Regions from separate parts of the Homo sapiens genome. Here region 1 is linked to region 2. The links are chromatin contacts, found by Hi-C or POLR2A ChIA-PET in ENCODE. All regions are on one chromosome and are shown on one strand. The core of a region is the stretch at or near the end of the contact, and the rest is flanking DNA. Distances in the headings are between cores, read along the strand shown. Region 1 overlaps LINC02455 (long intergenic non-protein coding RNA 2455). Region 2 holds the start of KDM5A (lysine demethylase 5A).

Region 1 (5,152 bases), core at 2,653-5,152, 290 kb before region 2:
AGACAGATTTGGGGGGAACACCGGACAGGCACTGTATGTATCTAAAGTCTAATCATGTTTTTTTTTAATTTCTTTTTCTTTTTCTTTCTTTTTTTTTTTTTTTTTTTTTTTTGAGATGGAGTCTTGCTCTGTTGCCCAGGCTGGAGTGCAATAGCACGATCTCAGCTCACTGCAACCTCCGCCTCCCAGGTTCATGCTATTCTCCTGCCTCAGCCTCTCCAGTAGCTGGGATTACAGCATGCACCACCACATCTGGCTAATTTTTGTATTCTTAGTAGAGGCGGGGTTTCACCATGTTGGCCAGGCTGGTCTCAAACTCTTGACCTCATGATCCGCCTGCCTCGGCCTCCCAAAGTACTGGGATTACAGGCATGAGCCACCGCACCCGGCCCTCTTTTTCTTTTTCTTTTTCTTTCTTTTTTTTTTTTTTTGAAACAGAGTTTCACTTTTGTTGCCCAGGCTGGAGTGCAATGGCCTGATCTCAGCTCACCACAACCTCCGCCTCCTGGGTTCCAGTGATTCTCCCATCTCAACCTTCTGAGTAGCTGGAACTACAGGCATGCGCCACCACGCCTGGCTAATTTTTGTATTTTTAGTAGAGACAGGGTTTCTCCATGTTGGCCAGGCTGGTCTTAAACTCCCGACCTCAGGTGATCTGCCCGCCTCAGCCTCCCAAAGTGCTCCGAAAGTGCTGGGTGCTGTGAGCCGCCGTTCCCGGCCTTTTTTTTTTTTTTTTTAGAGATAAGGTCTGGCTCTGTCACCCAGAGTGCAGTGGCATAATCATAGCTCACTATAATTTACCACCATGCTCAGCTAATTATTTTTATTTGTTTTTTGTAGTGACGGGGTCTTGCTATGTTGCCCAGGCTGGTTTCAAACTCCTGGGCTCAAGTGATCCTTTTGCCTTGTTCTCCCAAAATGCTGGGATGACAGGCCTGAGCCACCATGCCCAGCCTGTTATTTCTTATTAAATCTCTTTGCACAACATTGGGAGAGCTTGCCAGCAAAGGGCAGCAAGTCATCTAGAAAGACGCATTTTGATAGGTGGAAACTTAACACCAAACGAAGAGGGATTTTTTTTCCTGCCCCAGTGGTCCTCACTTTCTGTGGCCTGAAGCTTGTGTCCCTTAGCTGCTTAAATTCCCCAAGACTCAGCTGACTTCAGGGGTAAATCACTACCTTGGTGCTCTCTCCCTCATACACCTTGAAAGCTGAGGATTGTGTTTTGGTTTTTTTCTCTCCCTAAAAGGTAGCTGTACTCTGTCTTCCTTTTAACCACAGTTCCCTAGAAAATAAGAACTGTGACAAACAAAAGGAGATGGGTACAAGAATAGGCCTTACTCCTCTTCTCCCCCAGTTCCTCAGCCCCAGATCCCAGGGACCCTAACCATGGTTGCAGTTTTCGTTGAGGAATTAAGGCCTACAAAGAAAATCTAATGCGCAGTAACCTAAGCTTGACTCTTGGCTTAGAAGTCCCAGCTTCAGGAAAAGCCTACCCATTAGGTTCTTTCCTCATTCTGTTGAGGTAGCTCTTATGAGCTCTATTTTACACACATGGCTCCTCAGACTTAGAGAGAGTAAGTCAGTTTCCCAAAGTCTGCAGTGGTGCATAGTAACATTTTTAATATTACCTTCAGTACTGGCTCTGTTTTACATATAACTCAGTGATTGCCAAGGAAGACGGGGCTGCACACCCCCATAAGGGTATTCGAGCGTGTGTGTGTGTGTGTGTGTGTGTGTGTAAGGAGGAGGTTGAAACTTATATTCCATATAATATTATTTATGCTTGAAAAAGGACCCATTGCTTTCATTTTACAATGAAACTTTTACTTTTGTGAAAAGTAAATTGGACAGAAATCTTGACTGTCGGGGATCTGCAAAGGTATCCTCTTTAATGTGGAGGATGTTCAGAGCAGGGAGAGTGAGATGTTTATATTCTATTTATCAGTCGGGGGCTGTGGGTTAAATACAGCAGCCTAGCCTTTGCCAAGTCTCCACTGACCACGTGCTCCTGCTTTGGATCATTGATGTTTTGTATTTAATCTAATCTTGCAATGAAATTCTTCTCAGAGCTTTGTCATTTAGACTTCACTCTTTCTCATAAATAGCCGCAGTTTTTCTCCTCTGTTTAATAACAGAGGAAGAAAAAACAATCGTGATATAAAATGAAAAAAAATGCAATATAAGATTTTATGTATAGTATAATCTCAACTTTATTAATAATTTTTAAATGAATTTATAAAAGTTAATATGAGGGCCGGGCGCACTGGCTCATGCCTGTAGTCCCAGCTACTCGGGAGGCTGAGGCAGGAGAATGGCGTGAACCTGGGAGGCGGAGCTTGCAGTGAGTCGAGATCGTGCCACTGCACTCCAGCCCGGGCAACAGAGCGAGACTCCGTTTCAAAAAAAAAAAAAAAAGTTAATATTAGAGGGAATGTGCTGCAATGTTAAAAGCACAGACCTGAAGCCAGAAAGACTCAGGTATGAATATTGTCTCTGCCCTGACTAGCTGTATGAACTTGGGCAAGCTACTTAAACTTTCTGATCCCCAGTTGTTTTATCTGCAAAAATGAGGAGGGGGAAGAATTGTATTTATATCAAAGAAGCTGAATTAAATTATAACTAATTAAATGAAATACTTGACACACAGAGAACCCTCAATAAATGATCTTATTATTCTGAGTAGGGAATACAAAGAGCCCACTTCATGGGCACGTGACCACGCAGTCAAACAGGACTCCAGAGTGGGTTCAATGCTCTGCTGTGGCCTTCTTGAAGTTCCTCATAATTTGGGAACAAGGGGCCTAGGTTTTCATTTTGCACTGGACTCCGCAAATTACACACACACGGCACACACACAGAAAAGATTAAAAAGCAATAAACCAATTACATCAATTTTTTCTATTTTCTATTTTTTATTTTTATTTTTATTTTTAGAGAGTCTTGCTCTGTCACTGTGGCTGGAGTGCAGTGGCGTGATCTTGGTTCACTGCAACCTCCACTTCCTGGGTTCAAGCGATTCTCCCGTCTCAGCCTCCCGAGTGGCTGGGACTACAGGCGCCCGCCATCACGCCTGGCTAATTTTTGTATTTTTAGTACAGGCAGGGTTTCACCATGTTGGCCAGGCTGGTCTCGAATTCCTGACCTCAAATGATCCACCCACCTCAGCCTCCCAAATTGCTGGGATTATAGGTGTGAGCCACCACGCCCGGCCTACATCAAATGTTTAATAGAAATAAATAAAAACAAAAAGCAGTAAACCGAAATGTAAACAATGTTTAATCTCTGGATGGTTTTCTTTTTCCTTTTTTGTTTTTCTGGGGCGGGGGTGGGGGGTTCACTCTGTCGCCCAGGCTGTAGTGCAGTGGCACAAGCTTGGCTCACTGCAACTCTGCCTCCCAAGTAGCTGGGACTAGGCATGTGCCACCACGTCTGGCTAATTTTTATATTTTTTGTAGAGACAGGATTGTGCCATGTTGCCCAGGCTGGTCTGGAACTCCTGGACTCAAGTGATCCACCCACCTCGAACCTCAACTTCCTAAAGTGCTGGGATTACAGGCGCGAACCACTGTGTCTGGCCTCCGGGTGGTTTTAAGTGGGAACTTTTATTTCTCACACATTCTTCTGTATATTCTATATTTTCTACAAGAAATATATATTACTTTTCTAATCAGGAAAAAAAATGAATATATGCATGTGCCTTTACAAAACTGTTCTCATTCTGCAGATGAGTGAAACCAAGGTAACAGATGGGAAGGAAATGACTCACGTAAGATCACACAGCAATCGATGTCACATTATGACAATGTTCAGGAAACTGCATTTCCATTTTTGCACCCCACTCTCTTGGGTCTGTGTTACCCACAGCTTTTCTAACAAGAATCTCGTTGGCATCTGACTTGATCTGGGGACCTAGCACTACACTATGCAGAAGGGGGCCCCCCCTCAGAAGCCCAGTATCAGTTAGTATGTGCTTATCTGCAGGGGCTCACTGCTGTGGGAGTTTCAGAAGTAGAAGCCACAGTCCCTGTTCTCAAAGGCTTACAGATGGGTACTCACAGTTGCACATGAAGCAGGGATGTCAGTGCTGTTGTGCAGACTCTGAATGCTGTAAGAATAGCAGGGGAAGGAACTGGTTGTCAGAGGAGAAACCAAGAACCGTTGGCACAAAATCTTTTTACCAGGGTTGTTCACAAAAGAAAAAATGCTGGAAGCTCTGCTCCTTTTAATTTCCCCCAGCTACCCTGTGTAGGCACCTGAAGGTCAACAGTATGAAGGAGAAGGGGGTAGAAATGCACAAAATAGTTCTCGTTTTGCATATTCCATAGTTCATAGTATGTATTGAAGGTCTTCTTTGACAAACCCCACTGAAGTTTCCTGATTTCACCTTCACCATGGCTAAAAGCAGCAGCTCGCCCCCACGCTTTGATTTTTCCCTCCTGTACTTTCTCTTCCCCTTCTGTTTCTCTTGGTGAGGGGTCCAAATTGGAAACTTTTTTGTCCCACAGCCCACCATAAGGGTTCATTCTGTGAACCTATGTCTATTGCATCCCAGCTTACCTAACAGCTCTTTCCCCAAGAACCAAACTTTAAGTTCCTCTCAGCAGCACAGTAAATCTTCAGAGGCTAATACATGTTTTTTTTTTCTTGAGATGGAGTTTTGCTCTTGTTGCCCAGGCTGGAGTGCAATGGCACAATCTCGGCTCACTGCAACCTCTGCCTCCTGGGTTCAAGCGATTCTCTCACCTCAGCCTCCTGAGTAGCTGGGATGACAGGCGCCCGCCACCATGCCCAGCTAATTTTTGTATTTTTAGTAGACACGGGGTTTCACCATGTTGGTCAGGCTGGTCTCAAACTCCTGATCTCAGGTGATCCACCCGCCTCGGCCTCCCAAAGTGCTGGGATTACAGGTGTGAGCCACCGTGCCCAGCCCACAGACTAATATCTTTAAGGAACTTCTAGAAATCATCTCTGGCCGAGTCATCCAGGTGCAAACGAGAGGTTCTGGGCTGAGATCAAAGAGAACAAGGGGAAGATTCAGCAGTTACACAGCTGGGCTCATAGTGAGGGGATTTGCATGAATATTAACATCAGCTCCATTTACTGGGTTCTTTTACCCTGTGCCAGGCAGGTAATTTGCTTGATATGCATG
Region 2 (4,972 bases), core at 2,473-4,972:
AGAACATATTGTAACGGGTTGGAGAAACAGATATGATAATCCAGCTCGATCCTGCTAAGCCAAATGTTAAAAAAAAAAGTACAAAAAATGTAAACCAATGCCACTCTTCTCACCAGATTTTTTTGTTTTGGAAAATATAGTTATTATTTTTAAAATGTATTTAAATATAAAAGTTTTATATTGAAATGAATAAAATATTTTAAACATCTTAGGTTTAATTTCTAATATAGTAAACATCAATATGTATTATGCATATAAACAAGAACTTTGGGGGTTCTCAATAATTTTTTTTTTTGTGAGACAGAGTCTTACTCTGTTGCCCAGGCTGGAGTACAGTGGCACCATCTTGGCTCACTGCAACCTCCGCCACCCAGGTTCAAGCGATTCTCCTGCCTCAGCCTCCTAAGTAGCTGGGATTACAGGTGCCCACCACTACGCCCGGCTAAGTTTTGTATTTTTTAGTAGAGATGCGGTTTCTCCATGTTGGCCAGGCTGGTCTCGAACTCCTAACCTCAAGTGATCTGCCCGCCTCGGCCTCCCAAAGTGCTGGGATTACAGGTATGAGCCACCGTGCCTGGCCTCAATAATTTTTAAGAGTAAAGGCGTCCTGACACCAAAACAGTTTGAGAATCACTGGTGGAAATTATTCTTGAATTAAAATGACATTTGTTTAAGAATTCAGTAATTTTGACTTTTCCCTCTCTGAAACTAACCCTAATTAATCTGATTTTGTGAGGTTTTATTGCATTTTTTAAAAATCCAGGGACCACGGTCTAGCCAAATGATTATCAGATCTAAGTATTCATTTTAGTCTATTTTAACACTCAGGATAATAAATTTCAGATAAATAATACTCTAATTTTTTTTTTTCTGAAAAGTTACTGTCAAGGATTGTTTAAGTAATGCAAATGATCCTTTTAAACTACAGTTATACTCCACTGTTCTGACCAGAAACCCAAATACTATTGACTCAGTTTAACATTGTGTGTGCAGAATGCCCTCATAGAAGCTGATGAAACACAATTTGGATTTTTACAACAGTGATTTTCAAAGGGGTAAGCATGAGAGGTGGGAGTGGGGTTCATGTGCCCCCCCTGAGGGAAGCATCAGAATGTGAGGTGGTTGTAACTACAGAAGTTTCTTCTGTTCGCACCAGAGATGTTAATATTTGCTGCCCTTCTATTCACTGTCTTCTCTTACAGACTTCCTGCTGTTGTAAGCAACCACTACAGATTTCTCAGAAGTACTGTGGCAAATAAAAATGATTGAGAATCATTATACATTTTCTATTCTACTAGAGAGACAGTTTAAAATAAAATAGGTAAGTATAATCTGAAGAAAATAACAGGAAATAAATAGGACCAATCAAAGCTTTTAAGGATTTGTGCTTATACTGAGGTTCTATCAGGTTCTCACGCTCTGTTAATTTGAAAGCAAAACCATTACATTTAATTGAATGTTTAATAAAATGAATTATCAGTGGCTTGTTTTATTCGGAATTCCATTATTTCTTTTTCCGAATAATATAGTTTTCCAGATTTAAGTGGTAAAAATCAAAGACTTTGTTGTAAATTTTTTTTTTTTTGGAGACAGAGTCTCACTCTTCTTGCCTAGGCTGGAGTACAGTGGCACGATCTCGGCTTACTACAACTTCCACCTCCTGGGTTCAAGCAATTCTCCTGCCTCAGCCTCCTGGATAGCTGGGATTACAGGCGCCTGCCACCACGCCTGGGCTAATTGTTGTACATTTTTAATAGAGACAGGATTTCACCATGTTGGCCAGGCTGGTCTCAAACTCCTGACCTCAGGTGATCTGCCCGCCTTGGCCTCAAAAAGTGCTGGGATTACAGGCGTGAGCCACTGCACCTGGACATAAATCATTATAATAATTGTATGGAATTATTATGAATCACAGCGTCCTGTGTCTACACCCCTTTGTAATGTGACATTGTCACTCTTCTCATAAAAAATTGGAATTTTCCCACTTCTTGAATCTGGGATGGTCTTATGACTTGCTTTGACCAACAGAATATGATGGAGTGATCTTGTACATTTTGGAGTCTAGGCTTTAGGTCTTTGCTTCCACTCTCATCTTCTTAGAATGCTAAGACCACCATGCAGTGGAAAAGCTCCATCTACCAGAAGATGAGAAGCCATGTGGAGAACTAAGACTTCCCAGCCAATAGCCAGCACCAACTGCCAGACACGTAAGTGAGGCCATCTTGAACCCTCCAACCCTAGATGTATTCACGGTTCTCCAGAGAAACAGAACCAATAAGATGTGTGTGTGTGTGTGTGTGTGTGTTTATAAAGATATTTATTTTAAGGACTTGACTCACTTGATTATAGAGCTTCCAAGTCCAAAATCTGCAGGGTGGGTTGGCAGGCTGGAGGCCAGGGAAAAGGTGATGCTACAGTTCAAGTCTGAGAGCCATCTACTGGCAAAATTCCTTCTTGCTCATGGAAGGTCAGTCTTTTGTTCTATTCAGGCCTTCAGTTGATTGGATAAGGCCTACTCACATTATGGAGGGCAATCTGCGTTATTCAAAGTCCCCTGATTTGTTACTCAGAGGTGAGAAAAATCATGGTGTACTAAAGTCACCACAAAAACTTCTGTAGATCATATGGAGAAGCAGGAGAGATGAAGCTGGAGAGCAAAGCAGCAAATCAGCAATTAAAAAAGATGTTTGGAGTTGTTGAGTTTGGAGATGAAAAGTGACAAGATGAATTCTGGATTTTAGACAAAGCAATCCAACGTGTGGATGGAGAGGGATTTGAGAGGAGAAATCAGCTGTTGTCAGTAAGAGTATTTAAATTAGGATACTGGTAACGGGGATGGAGAGACACACGATTATACATGGGAAGTGAGAGCAGAAAGAATTAGGATTATTTCTTGATTTTTTTTTTTTTTTTTTTTTTTTGCTCAGGCAACTGAATAGATGAAGTCATTAATGGAAACCAGGAACACTGAAGAAACAGTGAACAATTAAAGTACTTTGAGTTATCAAAGTGAGATGTCCTGCAGGTAGCTAGACGATACTGGCTGGTAATTCAGGAGAGCTGCTGCGTCCTGTGTAAAAGGAAAAGCAATTCATGGATGGTGGCTAAAGCCAGCTGGCAGGATTTAGGGGATGGGTTAGACCTGCACTTGTTTTGATGGAGAAGAGGCGGGTATAAAGTGGCAGAGTGAGATTACTGTAAAATATCTGCATTCAAAGGGCTAAAAAAAGAGAAATGCTGGAAAGGCTACTTGCTATAAACGCAGCAGGGTAGGTTAAAACAAATTACGAAGCACGGGCGGTGAGGCGCGGTGCTTAAGATTAAGCCCGGCGTGTTTTCGAGTGCACTGATACACAAAAGGGAAAGGGACCCTCCTCACCGGAAGCACAACCTCTGCCCTCTGGGGCATTACACATTCCTCCGCGCCGGAAGAAAGCGTCACGTCGCGTCGCGCCTCGCCCCGCCTCGTTGCGCCTCGCCCCGCCTCGCCCCGTCGGCTTCCCTCAATCCGTACCTCTAGTAAAGAAGAGCTTGTGCCCCTCCCCGACCCCTTACCAAGGGCGAGCTGCGTGGAGTCGTTGGACTGGGCAGAACTTTGGCGGGCAAGGAGACAAACAGCCACACTGTGCTGCCGGGGAAGAGAAGAAGAAGGAAAGGCCAGACACACAGGCGTCGTGCAGCTGCGGAAGGATTCCGTTTCCTGCAGGGGGCGGAGGGATTTGACAGCACGGTAACTTCCGGAAAAGTCCTGAACCTCAGTGGAAAAGCCTTGCAAGAAACAATAACAAACGGGAGGAGGAAGCGATTCTGGGGTTTCTGTGTTGAACGGTTCTTGTCCGCGAAGATGCGCTTCGGCCTCTGTCAGGGGACTTGAACGGGCTTAGTGGGCTTCAGCCAGCTTTTCTCCACCGGTTCCCCACGGGGACCCCCCCCCCCCCCCGGCCGTTGCAATGGCGGGCGTGGGGCCGGGGGGCTACGCGGCGGAGTTCGTGCCACCGCCAGAGTGCCCCGTCTTTGAGCCGAGTTGGGAGGAGTTCACAGATCCGCTCAGCTTTATCGGCCGCATCCGGCCTTTGGCGGAGAAAACCGGCATCTGCAAAATTCGGCCGCCCAAGGTACCTCAGTCTGTGAAGAGAGAGGGGGAGAAGGAAGAATGGGGGAGTCCGTACACTGGGTTTAGCTTTACTTTTCTGATCCTTGTCTCGTTTCATATGTACTCTCTTTTGAGACAACTGGAGCCTGTTTCTGGATGTTTTTGCCTCGGTTTCTTTTGTGGTCTTATGTAGACACGTCTGAAAGCGAGAAAGTGGTGTCTCTTGGGCCTCTTCCGCCTAGAACTTGGGAACTGATACTTTTCTCTCAGCCGTGGGCCTAAAGCCTTTCGTTAGCCGATATGGTGTTTAAAGTACAGTATTATGACGTGACGTATTCTTCCCTCACGTATCCTCATTATGGTTTGATAGTCGGCTATCTCTTTATTCAAGACCTGGTTGGATCAAATATTTGCAGGCCTCATCTCAGGGCTAGGGTTTCTGAAAAGGTTATCTGAGCTCTAGTCTCACCGGATGGTATTACTAGACAAGAACTCCAGACTAATTATTGCCGCAGTGAAAAAGTCTTAGCGGGGAAAGAGAAGGAGCAGCAATAATTCTAAAATTTAGAGGTTTAGGAAAAATTGGTTTATAGTGGAGGTGGAAGGAAATGTTGAAATCTCTTGACGTAGGGAACTCAAGATCAACGATTTTAGAATCACAGTTATTGCAGATAACTAGGTTTGCCTATAAGGTTAATTATAATCTCACCTTTGAGGTAAGGAAAACAGATACTATCCCTTGTGTGGAGGGGATTAATGCCCCAAGAGGTTGAGTGATTACTCAAGGTCAAAGGTGTTTTTCTTTACTCATTAGACCAGTGCTTTTTAAATGATGTTGCTGGACCACTTGCACCAGGGTCAACTGGATGCTTGTTTAAA

Evidence for each region. Hi-C counts contacts between places; a loop is a spot of excess contacts on that map. ChIA-PET counts read pairs that join two places held with the same protein, here RNA polymerase II (POLR2A). Pooled maps may share reads with other maps.
Region 1: a pooled map shows a loop between it and region 2 (4-fold over the local background). The contact joins the enhancer-like site here to the promoter of KDM5A in region 2. A Hi-C loop is called at or near these places in 5 of 50 pooled maps. POLR2A ChIA-PET finds 5 or more read pairs at or near these places in 2 of 52 experiments (BJ and PC-9).

Annotation. Positions count from the first base shown.
Region 1 is chr12:673,326-678,477 of GRCh38, reverse strand. It overlaps LINC02455 (long intergenic non-protein coding RNA 2455), which reads left to right. Exons shown (of 4, transcript NR_187480.1): 4 at 3,459-5,152. Among named protein-coding and RNA genes, the nearest start is that of NINJ2, 12 kb to the right of the region's middle. RefSeq lists an enhancer at 4,912-5,011. Within about 2 kb of position 3,902, at least 10 of the 41 ENCODE cell types and tissues checked have a DNase peak (open chromatin) inside an H3K27ac peak, as active enhancers do.
Region 2 is chr12:388,070-393,041 of GRCh38, reverse strand. KDM5A (lysine demethylase 5A) reads left to right here and starts at 3,722. Exons shown (of 28, transcript NM_001042603.3): 1 at 3,722-4,115. The coding sequence starts at 3,951. LOC105369594 (a long non-coding RNA gene) reads left to right here. Exons shown (of 4, transcript XR_007063149.1): 3 at 1,203-1,321; 4 at 2,101-3,009. It also overlaps a transcript of CCDC77 not described here. RefSeq lists an enhancer at 3,265-3,559.